Linked DNA regions of Homo sapiens: regions 1 and 3 are each linked to region 2. Evidence: chromatin contacts called from ENCODE Hi-C or POLR2A ChIA-PET data. All regions are on one chromosome and are shown on one strand. Each heading gives the region's core, a stretch centred on a gene start or an enhancer-like site at or near the end of the contact. The rest is flanking DNA. Distances are from core to core; before and after follow the strand shown.

Region 1 (4,130 bases), core at 520-3,019, 35 kb after region 2:
ACCTCCTGGGCTCAAGCAATTCTCCTGCCTCAGCTTCCTGACTAGCTGGGATGCACCCACCACTACACCCAGGTAATTTTTTTATTTTCAGTAGAGACAGGGTTTCTCTATGTTGGCCAGGCTGGTCTCGAGCTCCTGACCTCAAGTGATCTGCCTGCCTCGGTTTGGTTCTTTCTTCAGTCTTCTCTTAGGGATTACTTAACACTGTTAAAAGAAGTTCAGCAGTCATTGTTACACTCAGTAACTTAAATATAGAACATAATAAATATGTGTGTTAGTGAGTCTGGAGAGTTGCCACTTTCTATTCACTTACTATCTTACACTACAAGTTGTCCTTTTAAAAGTCCATTTGCATTGTCTCTCCAAATGGAGGGCAGGGCTCATGGCTTACCCTGTCTTGTGATCCTCAGGGATCCTAGCTTTTTCTTTGCCTAACCATAGAAGATGCTCGTTAATGATTGAAGTCTACCGTTTGTTTTATCCAGGAGAGATTGTGATACTCACTGTGCTAGATTTAAAATGGCTCTGTTATCTCTGAGACTTGGGAAGTCTGTTTTTAATGTATAAGAGAAAAGGTTTTGAGTTGTACAGGATTTTGATTTTTTTTCCCTGTACCATGCAGCTCAGAAGTAAAATAGTTTAGGTCAAAATAAATTGAACAAGAAGAAAGAAGACCTTGCATTCTAGTGCTAGTCTTAGTAATTTCTAGACATATGGTTTTGGACAAATTAATTGACTTCTTTTGAAACTCTGTTTCTTCATCTGTAAAGACTATTTAAATTGAAATATAGTGGTACTATTTACTTAGTGAAGGACAAAGAGATGTTTACATACTGTACTCAAAAGGTCGAACAGATGGGATTATTTTAGATTGAAAGCTCATGTGTGGGAGTCATGCCTTTTGTAAGCCACATAAATTCTCATGGGGTCTGGTAACTTACTGTGTGCCCAGCAGGAACCCAAAAAGTCTTGTCATGGTGATAAATATGACACCATTTAATAAGGTCACATTTAACACAAGGAGAAACTTGGGAAAGAAAACAAAACAAAAATCTAGACCTCATCCCTAGGTACTTTGTATGACTTTGGACAGGTTACTTTACCCCTCTGAACTCTTCAATTGATTCATAAAAAGAACCAAATGCTTAGAAGGGGAGGGCAGGCATATAAATGGAATAGTAGAAAAGATTACTGAGCCCATGAGGTGGGAAGTATAGTACTCTGAAATGTATGACACCCTGAAATTGTTGGCCTCCTATATGTATTCTCTTCAAAGGGAGAGACTCCCCAGAAAAATTACTGTTGGACAATACTTGTCAAGACATTTATGGGAGCTGCTTTGGATACATGGTATGCTTGAATTGAGAAGGAGCTTAAAGATATTTTAGATTAACCTCTTAATTTTACACATGGAAAAAGAAAGTCTCAAGGAAGTTATACAAATTCTTTAAAATTATATAATGTGTGAGAGAGCTAGCACTAGATTTGCAAGGCTGTGAGCCATTGGGGAATTCAAGTTTGTTTGTTTTGACCTATTTTGCTTTTTTTTGAGTTTAAGTGGCAGAAGGTAATCTTATTTTCTTGGTGCCTTACTTTTCAAGAGGCCTTGTCAATGCCCCCTCATTTCTTGTCTGTAGAAACTAAATAAATCAAAAAAGGAATTAATTTCACAAACATATTATGTGCTAGCCATTCAGTACCCATTGTTGGGCATTGGTAATACAAACTTGCTACAAGGCACTTGTTGTCCTTGGATAGATTTTTGTTTTCATTCCTTCACATTGTTAACATTGAGCAATCTGCTTAGTCAGGAAAAGGCAACACATTGTAAAGGTATGCAGATATAAAAAAGTAGGAGTCCGGTGTATGATTCATTCCTATAGTAGCCTTGGTGTAGCCCAGTCCAAAGGACAATTTCCTCCATTAGACATTAACTACCATCAATTTCTTCTCTCATGAAATAAACAGATTCTGTCTTGGAAATAGAAATTTTCTCTGCTAATGAGCTTTTTACTACTTGGGAGTCTTCTATTTCAATCTGAGACTAAAAGATAGAAGGAGAGGCTTCTCAGGGAGCAGGAAATGGAAATGACAGTAGACCCTAACTCCCTCTCCACCTGTGCATGGATATGGAAAAGGGCTTTGAAAAAGGCACCACTTATAATAGCACAGTCCAGGGAACTGGGTGTCAAAGTCAATGCCTGTGATGGGAGAGCTGCTCATGCTTCTTACAATGTCTTGAATACTCTTAATCCTTTTGCAAATACTTGCTTCGTTGTAAGACAAGTCAAAGCAGATATGACGATGTCTTAGCTGAGGAAGAAATTGTGGCTTCTTGGATGCAGTATGGCAAAGAGGATTGTCTTTTAAGAATAATAAAAAAGAGTTTTTTTCATTTAAATCTGGTCTAGGAAAAATATCCTCTTGAAACTCTTTTTACTATTAGTTTTGTTTTCTAAAAAACACTGATCTGAACAAGATTAAATAAGCAAATCAATGGCTTTCTGGGTTTAAAGCAACTGAATTCCTACTGATCTCCCTTTATACTGAAATTTCAACATAGATTCTTCACAAGAGAAGAAAGATGAACTGAATCCCATATGACACTCAAGAAGATGTAGGACAAGCAAATAAAAGTGGTCCCAGGGGAGAAAATAATATTCCCAGCCCTGCAAATGATTCGCTTCTGCCCTATAGTTTGACTCTTCCAAAATCTGGTTTTCAAAACAAATTAGTCCACCTCTGAAAAAGGCATGCCGACTTTCCAACTGACAATTATAAAAGTGACCCTGTCTACAAACATCTGATGAGTGAGTGTCTAGGTTATAGAAACAGAGATACCCTCTTCCAACTGTAATATTTCGGTTAATAGGCTCTGTTTAGAAGATTAATTCTTAATGTCATCATTCATGAATTACAGGGAATGAAAAACAGGAGGAAGGGAAGCAGAGAAGGATGTGCTAATGTTACGATGTTTTATAATATTTTCAAACCCTAAGTTCTTCTACCGATCGGACCATGTCACTTAAATTTAAGGCTCTAATAACATTGGCTTCCAGAAATATTTTCACTTGTATGACTTCACTTATCCTTGATGCCAGAGTTCAAAAGGGTGTATAAATAAGACGGGAGGAAGGACACATTATCACAGACCAATAAAAATGACAACAAAAATACCTCAAAGCTCTTAACAAGTATAAAGCTAGAAATGATCTGAGTCTTGTGAAAAATACTGATTAACACAAAAATGATTTTAAAAGCAATATTCAGAGAAAGTACAGTAATGGAGACCTGGTCCTGGCACAGATAGTGTTACCTTAAAAATATATCACAGAGAATGTATAATTATTGACTGTATTTATAAATCTTCTCTATCCAGGATCTTCACATCACCAGTATGATGGAATTGAAGCCCAAGATTGGTAATGTTATGGTAGGAAAACATTCACTTTCTTTAACTCATGTTAAGTATCTAAACAGAAAATTTCATTTTTATAACATAGGAATTTTGTATATTTGGTTTGCAAAATCTGTTTCGTTCTCCAAAATATGGAAAGCTATGGAAAATGGGGAATGTCTCCCCCTTACCCTAGAAAAATAGATATAAGTTAATATTGCTCCAGTTTTTTTTAAGTAGACTGCAGAAAAAAAAGAAGCTAGTGATCTTAATACAATTTTTTAAAAACTTTCTAGAAAATTGTATTGAGCTTATCAGCTTGTTTTCATGACTGTGAGTATTGAACATAGAAAGTGGTGATAATTAGAAATCAGCATTGACTTATTAAAACAATTCATGCCAAAGTAAATTAGTTGCATTTTTATAGTCTTCAGTGCAGAATTTAATGGAGTATTGGGTTATACATATAGAAATACATGGAAATAAAATATGGTGAGTTTATGTGAATTAATAACTGGCTGAAGACCTATAACCAAGAACCACCATAAGACAATTTGTGTCCAGTGTCAGGGGGTCTCTATTGGTTTGCAACAAGACTTAGTACTGGGCTGGAACTGTTGAATGTTTTTATCAATAAATGTAATGATGAAGTAGAAGTCGGGCATATCCGTTCTGTGTCAAGTACCAAACTTGGCAATATACAGAGGCCACACTGTGTGACTGAAAGAATGAA
Region 2 (4,026 bases), core at 544-3,043:
TTTTGCTTCAAGCTAATGATAAAACAATTGGAAGATTGCTTTGAATCCAGCATATCACTACAGAAACTTTAAAGAAGAGAATATTTTAGTGTAATAGCTCAATAAAGCAAAATTCAAATGTTCCTTTTGGCAAAAGTTTCACTTAATTTTAGCTCAAATTTTCCAGGATACTCTTCAAAAGGTAATGAATTGGCAAATTATTTGGCATTTCTAGTTGCATATTTAAGTGAAGATAAATCTTTATGGTTTTTATATCAAAGTTATGAGTGACTGTTCTCTTTTATTGGAAATTAAAAATCCCTCTATCAACCACAAGCAAGAATGGTACAGGTATAGCTGTGTGTGACTGTGTGTGGGTTGCGGGGGGAGGGAGAGGAGTTATAGGGGCATTCAGGAAGGCAGAGGTAGTGTGGGGGAAGAGTCACAGAATAGAACCATAAGAATATTGAAGCTCAAATTATTGTTAGAGTTGGAAGGAACTCAGGTATGGGAGAACAGTCATGTGTTTCTAAATCAAATTAAATCTCCTGCCAATTGAGCAGTAGATTCTGTCTCAGTCATTTTGAGTACTCTAGGGTCATCAAAAAAACCTAAAATGCTGCCTGAAAAGTTGGGTTGCTGTTGATATCCTCGTGGTCCATGCCCAACAGGTCCTCAAATGTGGATGGCTCCGTTGTCCCAATACCAAGTAGGCTATGAATGGTGTTTGCCTGAGCTGGGAGCGCTAGTTCCTAGGATCTAGCTTTCTGGATTCACCACACAGCCATATCTTTTGAAATTTTTTGCTACCTTTCAAAGTACTGCAAGAAAGTGAGACATGTACCCTCACCACCAATGGGACCTTCCATTCTATTCCCTTCCTAGGAAAACATTGAGCTTCCCACTGTGGCTTCCTACCTTTCCTTCCCAAAGCATCCACCTATTTTCTTGCCTCTCCATGAACCATAGCTTAATCCCCACAAGGAATCCAGGCTTTCTGTGCAAAAGTCAGGAAGGAGACAGGAACAGGAAGAGGACAGGGATGTTTTCAGGAAATGTCTGTAACAAAAATCTCCACTGAGACCAGCAGCACAGAGCACCTGACTGCCTTTTTTTTTGGAATGGGATGGTGGTAGGTAGGAACAAAAAAAATGCAGGGATAAACAAAACCTAAATTAATGTCTCAATTTGTTAACCCATTGCACTATCAGAGTACAGACTCCTGGCAAGCAGATGCCAAAATTGGTAACATGTCCAGATTGGCTCCAGTCCAGCAGAAGTTCAATTGTTGAAGAACATGTATAAAGTCTTCTTAAATACTGTTTGGTCACACCCATTCATTAGTCTGGGCATACTTCCTTTAGGGAGTACCAACCAGTGCCTTCTTTATTTTATATTAAGGGTCACAGAGGATGAAGTTTGGTGAGGCACTTCAGGGGGATTTTCCAATGGGTTTGAATGAGTCTTAGAGAAAATTGTATACTCCAAACTCCTTGGAGAAGAGCTTCCTGGGATAAATGTTAAATCTGTATCAGAACAGAGCACAGCTCTTGTCACTGTTTGGTGCCTGGGTCTGCTGCTGGAAAATTCCTCTTGCCTTATGCTATCAAGTGAGCTAGCTAAATTCTGGAGAAAGCTGCTCATAAAACTGATAAGAGCCCTCTGTTAAACAACCTAATTTGAACTTTATCCCAGAGACCTTGAGAAACAGGGTCTGCACTTTTATAATCCAAGAATTGAATATGGTCCTGCACAGTTGGGTAACATTTGACCTTGAAACGTCGTTCTAAAAGTCGTGTTTCCCCCTTGCTGGCTTTGCTGTTATCTGTGCATCAGTGAACACTTTATCATAGTAACGCTTCAGGAATGTGCAGAATAGTTGAGGAGCTTGAATGCCACAGCAGTTTCAAGTATGCTGGGCTCTTGCTACCAGCTCACTGGGTCGGTCGCTAGAAGACTGCTATAGCACATATGCTGCAGAACTGACGTTCATTACCAGGTCACTTTCAAAGTGTTGGCTAGCAAGTCTGTAGTTAGTTCTTATTTTTCTCCTATGATTTCTGTTTTCAACAAATTTGCAGTCCATTTGGACAGGTAGAATAAACAGGGCAAATAAAACCATAGAAGAATTATTGAGTTCTTCCTACTTCTTATTATACGAAGGGCATGGTATGCATTTTCCCCTTTAACATAACATGCAACATCCAACAGTCTGGAAAGGTATTATTCTACCCATTTTGCACATTAGGAAACTGAGGCTTACAGATGTGAAGATAATGACTCCAAGTCTAACAGCTAGTAAATTATAGACCTAGATTCAAACCCAAGACTGTGATGACAAACCCCAGGTGCTTATTAAGCACTGCACTCTGTTAAACAACCTAATTTGAACTTTATCCCAGAGACCTTGAGAAACTGGGTCTGCACTTTCATAATCCAAGAATTGAATATGGTCCTGCACAGTTGGGTAACATTTGACCTTGAAATGTCATTCTAAATGTCATGTCATAAATACTGTTTGGCCACACCCATTCATTACTCTGGACATCAGATGTGCCACAGAAAATGCCTATATTTTTATTTTGGCTTTGGGGGGACTATTAAATGTTTGCAAAGGAGTGCTTGAATTTGACTTTAAAAACTGGAGTACCATAGTGCAGTGCTTAATAAGCACCTGGGGTTTGGCATCATAGTCTTGGGTTTGAATCTAGGTCTATAATTTACTAGCTGTTAGACTTGGAGTCATTATCTTCACATCTGTGAGCCTCAGTTTCCTAATGTGCAAAATGGGTAGAATAATACCTTTCCCGACTGTTGGATGTTGCATGTTATGTTAAAGGGGAAAATGCATACCATGCCCTTCGTATAATAAGAAGTAGGAAGAACTCAATAATTCTTGTATGGTTTTACTTGCCCTATTTATTCTACCTGTCCAAATGGACTGCAAATTTATTGAAAACAGAAATCATAGCTTCTCTTGCTTTACATTCTCATGCCAAGAAGAATGCCAAGGACATAGCAAGCAGTCAATAAATATTTGTTAGTTCCTGTTATTTCTTTTGAAATTATTCCACTTTCAAGCCAGTTACACAGAACACTTCTTCTTTGGTGATGATCAGACTAAGACCTTCGTTTTTTATGTTTGTTGGAAAGTCATAGAATGTAAATAACACCAGAAGATTTTTTTAAAGTCTCTGTGTCTGGTAGGATTTCTTAAAAATTTGATTCTCTGCATTGTAAGGACTTTTGACAGTAGTAAAAAAAAAAGTACTTGAATGCACATAGGAATAGAGTTCTTAAACCAACATTCATTATTTTTGACTTTCCAGTTGATGTGAGCACTTCATGTATCTTGATAATTTGCTTAAGGGACAATATGCACTTCTAGCCTACCTCTGTCTTTGCAGCTTCATAGTTATCAATAAGATCCTGAGTGAAACTGAGCTATGCACCCACACAATCAACACTTTGGCAGCAGTATCTGCAGGGTGGAGTAGAAGCAAGGAAGGGGGTTGAAAATAGGACAACCTCCAGGGCCAAGATCTACAGCAGCCCTGTGGCTGCCACAGTGCAGATGTTTCTTTTTTGTCATCACTCTAACTAGAAAGACTGTATGAGATTCCAAGTCCAATTTTAGGCTTTTTGGAAGGACAAAAAAAGCATCCTTCATCAAATATTAGTAGATGCTTATGACTGGTTCATATTTTTAATTTAACATATTAGGAGAAATGGCAGACACCACAACATTCAGCCTGCGTGGAGAACAATATGTGACATATTTTCTCTGTAGAATTGAACTAAATGTAGACTTGAACTAGTAACACTACCAGTCACTTTGAAGAAAATCTAACCTTTGGGGGTTAACATTGAAAAGGAAAAGAGAAGGGACGGGTATTAGCTTTTTTTAAACTTTTAATATAATTTAAAAAATTTAGAATAGGCTTAGATTTACAGAAAGTTTGCGAAGATAGTGTAGAGGATTCCCATAAGCCCTGCACCCAGTTATTTACTGTATTATTAGCATCTTATGTTAATATGGTATGCTTG
Region 3 (3,922 bases), core at 1,135-3,634, 53 kb before region 2:
CACATTTTTGCCCTTTATTACAGCCATTCTGTCCTTTAAACTATTGTGTTTTGTCAAAAGAACATACACTTGCAGTGCTTGAGAGTGAAAAATAATACATTTTTCGAGCGTTCACCATGTCAGTGTCAGAATGGCAATGAAAGTAGTTATTAAAAACCTTAGCTGCACTTTCAAGTAAGAAATAAAGTAAAACATAAATTGCTTTCATGAAATGAAGCTAGTTACAATGATCAATGGTCAATAATAGTATGTGTTATTTATTCTTCTATGGAGCAAGGGGCAAAGAGGTTTGAAAATGACCGGTTAAATATCAGTCTATTTTATTTAATAAGTGATAGCTATTTCCTACATTAAACAAAACTCGGTCTACTTATCCAGAGCTCACATTTCAGTCTCAAACTCAGCTTTGGCTGAATAATCAGAAGCCATCATTGTGGGCCAAAGCTGGGAGATTTTTGGTAAGGATTCCGTGACATGGTGACACAGAAGACCAAATGGATTTGGTGAAGGCTGGATTACTTACACAAAGTCCAAAGATAAATTTAGTTGAAAATTGGTCACAGGTAGCCTTGCTGTCTCAAAGGGCATTTCTGACTAGACAAACAGCGTCTACCAACATCCCCTCCACTGAAATAAACAGCCGAGTGTTCCCTTGCCACAGGCTGAGTAAATACTAACTAAACCTTCAGCCTGTATGCCAGTCGGAGCAACACTCCCTATTTTTTAGCAAAATATTTTTCCATTCTGGCCATCCAAGAAAATCTCCAAATCCAATACACTTCAATGGAGTTTTTGGGCTTCTCGATTTTTCTCACTATTTATAGCTTTCAGATGTTGGCAGGTACAGGACTACATTTTCTTCAGAATAAAGTTGTAAACGGCAGCAGTGCTGTTTCATCATATACCACACAGTATTGAGTCGGTATTAAAACAATCCCTCTTCTTTACGAATGTCAACACTGACAAAGGCTAGAAAACAAAATAAATGCCTCACCAATATTGTATCAGTGGCCATATTTACATTGTGCAGAGTTTTGTGGAGTGAGGACGTGGGAATGGGATCCTGAGGAAAAGCCCAGTCTGTTCTGGGGTAACGTCTGTTCAGGTAATAGCATTTGTGAGGCTGAAGTACAAAAGTCCAGGAGGCCAGATCTGCCCCTTCTGTGAAACTAAGGCTGTGCAGGGCATAAAGGGAATGTAACAGTGCCTCCAGGCATATAGTATTTAATACATTACCAACTGCTTGCAAACACGACACCTTACTGGTCCTTAGAACAACCCTGGGCAATAGAAGGGGTAATTATTCACCCCGCTTTATGGATGAGGAAACTCAGTTTCAGAGAGATGACTTAACCGGGGTTACCTGGCTAGAATGTGGCAGAGCCAGAACTGGAGGCCCAATCTTCTGATGGCTAATCTTGCTTTTCTTTCCCAACTCACACTGCTCCTCCAAGAATTCAGCCCACAGAGCTTTCCCAGGCTCAGTGGAGAGACAGTCTGTTCACATGTAAAGGCCAGTGAATAAAGAGAAAGAGACAGTAAAGGGGTGGGTTAGAGAATAAAACCCAGTATTCCAGTTGCTAGAAAATGATTATATTGGGCAGGTCAGGAAGTGATAGTCAGGCACATCTGAAGTGTGGAAAAGTTGAATTTAAATCGCCAGTTTTGTCACTAACCAGCTAGGCGACCTTCCGTGTCCTCATCTGTAGAGCTTTAAGGACTCCCCGGGGATTGTGGTAAAATCACCACAATAAAGCCCTTCTGGGGTCACTTGAGAGACAACCTTTAAGATCTTGCCCTAGGCCACCTGTGGCAGGATTCGTCAAGGAGGCATGATGTAAACTAAGGAACTATAGCAACAGAGAGGGAAAGGAGAAGGGAAATATGGACAGGGAAATAGTTGAGTCCAGTTATGGTGGCAAGGGTGGGTGTGCTGCTTATATGGGATAGTAAGGAGACATTTGATGGATAGGTGACACAAAAACAAAATATGTGCGAAGTTCAACCATTACCAAGTCAGTTTTATCCATGGAGTTAATCAGTCTGGACATTTCAGGTCAAAATTTACTCCTTTATCCTTTAACCAATTATCAAGATAGTTATCCTAAGTCTTCCTTCTTTCCCTCTCCCCTTCCTCCCTCCCTCCTTCCTTCCTTCTACCTACCTTCTTTCATCCTTTCTTCCTTTCTGCCTCTCTCCCTTCCTTCCTTTCTCCCTCCCTTCCCTCCTGCCTTTCCCTTCCTCTCTCCTTTTCTTCCCTCTTTCCTCCCTCTGTCCCTCCCTTCTACTTTGCCTGCTTGTAGACACAGACTTCTCTGGAGTATGTTTCAGGAGGGGTGGATTTGTTTGTCTAGGGCAGGGCTGTCAAATACAGGTCATGCATGCTGCCACGCCCCTGCCATGACAGACAATGCTAATCAATCACTGCTCTCTGGGCACGATCTCAGGATTCATTTCAAGGTGCATGGGTTGCTTAGAGTTGGCTCAAGTGACGAGAGCTGTTTGCCAACATAAATCTAGGACACAAATGGATCAAATATGGCTTTCCATTTTAAAAAAGGTTAAAGTATACTAGAAAATATACTTCCTTTAACCTTTTAAAACATTCCACCCCCACCCCCCACTGTTTTAGTCTCAGCAAGAGCCTCAAGCAAAAATAGACAAATGTTATTTGAAGTCATCATCTAGTGAAGCGAGAGTCTAGCAAAGATTTTTTAGAAGCCTGAATATGTTTCATGAATGAATATCACCTTTTGAATATTTTGTCATACAAATTGACTTCTGGACATTTTGATGTTTGCCTCATGCAAATTTGAATTTTCCTAGTGCTAAAATTTGGTTTCTCTGCTTTAATGCAAATACATTATATGTGTACATAGACGTGGAAATTATGAGCTTAGTTTCTGAAGCCTATGTTGGAACCCCAGCTCTGTCTGTTTCTAGCTGAGTGCCCTTGAACAAGTTAATGTTACCTTTCTGAGCTTCAATTTTCTCATACTGAAAAAAGTAGTAATCATCATTTTTATCTCACAAGCTTATGGTGAAGAGTAAATGAGATAATTCATGTATAACATTCAGCATGGTATCCTGCACATAGTAATACTCCACAAATGTAAGTTTGTGTGTGTTACATGTAACTACTACTGTCTATCCAGGGTGAATTAAGGACTTTGATGCTTATTGAATTGTTTGTCTAAATGTTGCATTTCTTTGCTTTTGTGGGTTTAAGTCAGAGTTTTAATGCTACTTGAATTCTGTTGTGTGGTTCTATCATGATTTTTTTGTGTGTTTAAACTCCAAGAAAAATGTCCTCTTTTTTGGTAGCTGATATATTTAAACCACTAGTGCTGGAAGAAAAATAATCTGTCATTGAAGTAGATCAGAGTTGACATGACAGACTGTGCACTCTATCTTAAACATTCATAACATGCATAATATGGTCCCTATGGAATGAAATAACTCCTTTAGAGTCTTCGCAGTCCCTTGTATCATGGGTCTCCTAGAGTGAAGCCATTATAATTCTAAAGCAGCTATGCCTGTTTGGGGAATAAAACATCAAGGAAAAAAAGGCATTTCACATACCAAACAACTGACATTTATATATTGTTTAGATGTGTGTACATACATGTGCACAAAAGTATGTGGATGGTGCACATAGGTGTGTGGTATTTTGAACTCTGGTGTTTGATATATTATTGCTTACTGGCTAGAAGTAATTTCTTCAGAATCCGCAACACTTGAAATCCTGATTTTATTATCTTATTGGTCATGTGATTTTGAACAAGCTCCCTGCTAAATCTTAGGTAACTCATATTTAAAATGTGGATAACCATGTCTTCATACTCCTTTTTTTTTTTTTTTTTTTTTTTTTTTTTTTTTTTTTTTTTTGAGACGGAGTCTCACTCTTTCGCCCAAGCTGGAC

Evidence for each region. Hi-C counts contacts between places; a loop is a spot of excess contacts on that map. ChIA-PET counts read pairs that join two places held with the same protein, here RNA polymerase II (POLR2A). Pooled maps may share reads with other maps.
Region 1: a loop to region 2 is called in a pooled map, with 2.3 times the contacts of the local background. The contact joins two enhancer-like sites. A Hi-C loop is called at or near these places in 1 of 168 maps with a recorded cell type or tissue (Caco-2) and 2 of 50 pooled maps. POLR2A ChIA-PET finds 5 or more read pairs at or near these places in 6 of 52 experiments (AG04450, BJ, HCT116 and 3 more).
Region 3: a map of Caco-2 shows a loop between it and region 2 (6-fold over the local background). The contact joins two enhancer-like sites. A Hi-C loop is called at or near these places in 2 of 168 maps with a recorded cell type or tissue (Caco-2 and colonic mucosa), 1 of 37 single-sample maps with no recorded cell type and 2 of 50 pooled maps. POLR2A ChIA-PET finds 5 or more read pairs at or near these places in 1 of 52 experiments (Caco-2).

What each region holds. Positions count from the first base shown.
Region 1 is chr6:139,742,007-139,746,136 of GRCh38, forward strand. No RefSeq gene overlaps it. Among named protein-coding and RNA genes, the nearest start is that of FILNC1, 27 kb to the right of the region's middle. Within about 2 kb of position 1,770, at least 2 of the 41 ENCODE cell types and tissues checked have a DNase peak (open chromatin) inside an H3K27ac peak, as active enhancers do; they include Panc1, where a contact is called at or near this core.
Region 2 is chr6:139,707,243-139,711,268 of GRCh38, forward strand. No RefSeq gene overlaps it. Among named protein-coding and RNA genes, the nearest start is that of FILNC1, 62 kb to the right of the region's middle. Within about 2 kb of position 1,794, at least 6 of the 41 ENCODE cell types and tissues checked have a DNase peak (open chromatin) inside an H3K27ac peak, as active enhancers do; they include Panc1, where a contact is called at or near this core.
Region 3 is chr6:139,653,892-139,657,813 of GRCh38, forward strand. No RefSeq gene overlaps it. Among named protein-coding and RNA genes, the nearest start is that of FILNC1, 120 kb to the right of the region's middle. Within about 2 kb of position 2,385, at least 4 of the 41 ENCODE cell types and tissues checked have a DNase peak (open chromatin) inside an H3K27ac peak, as active enhancers do.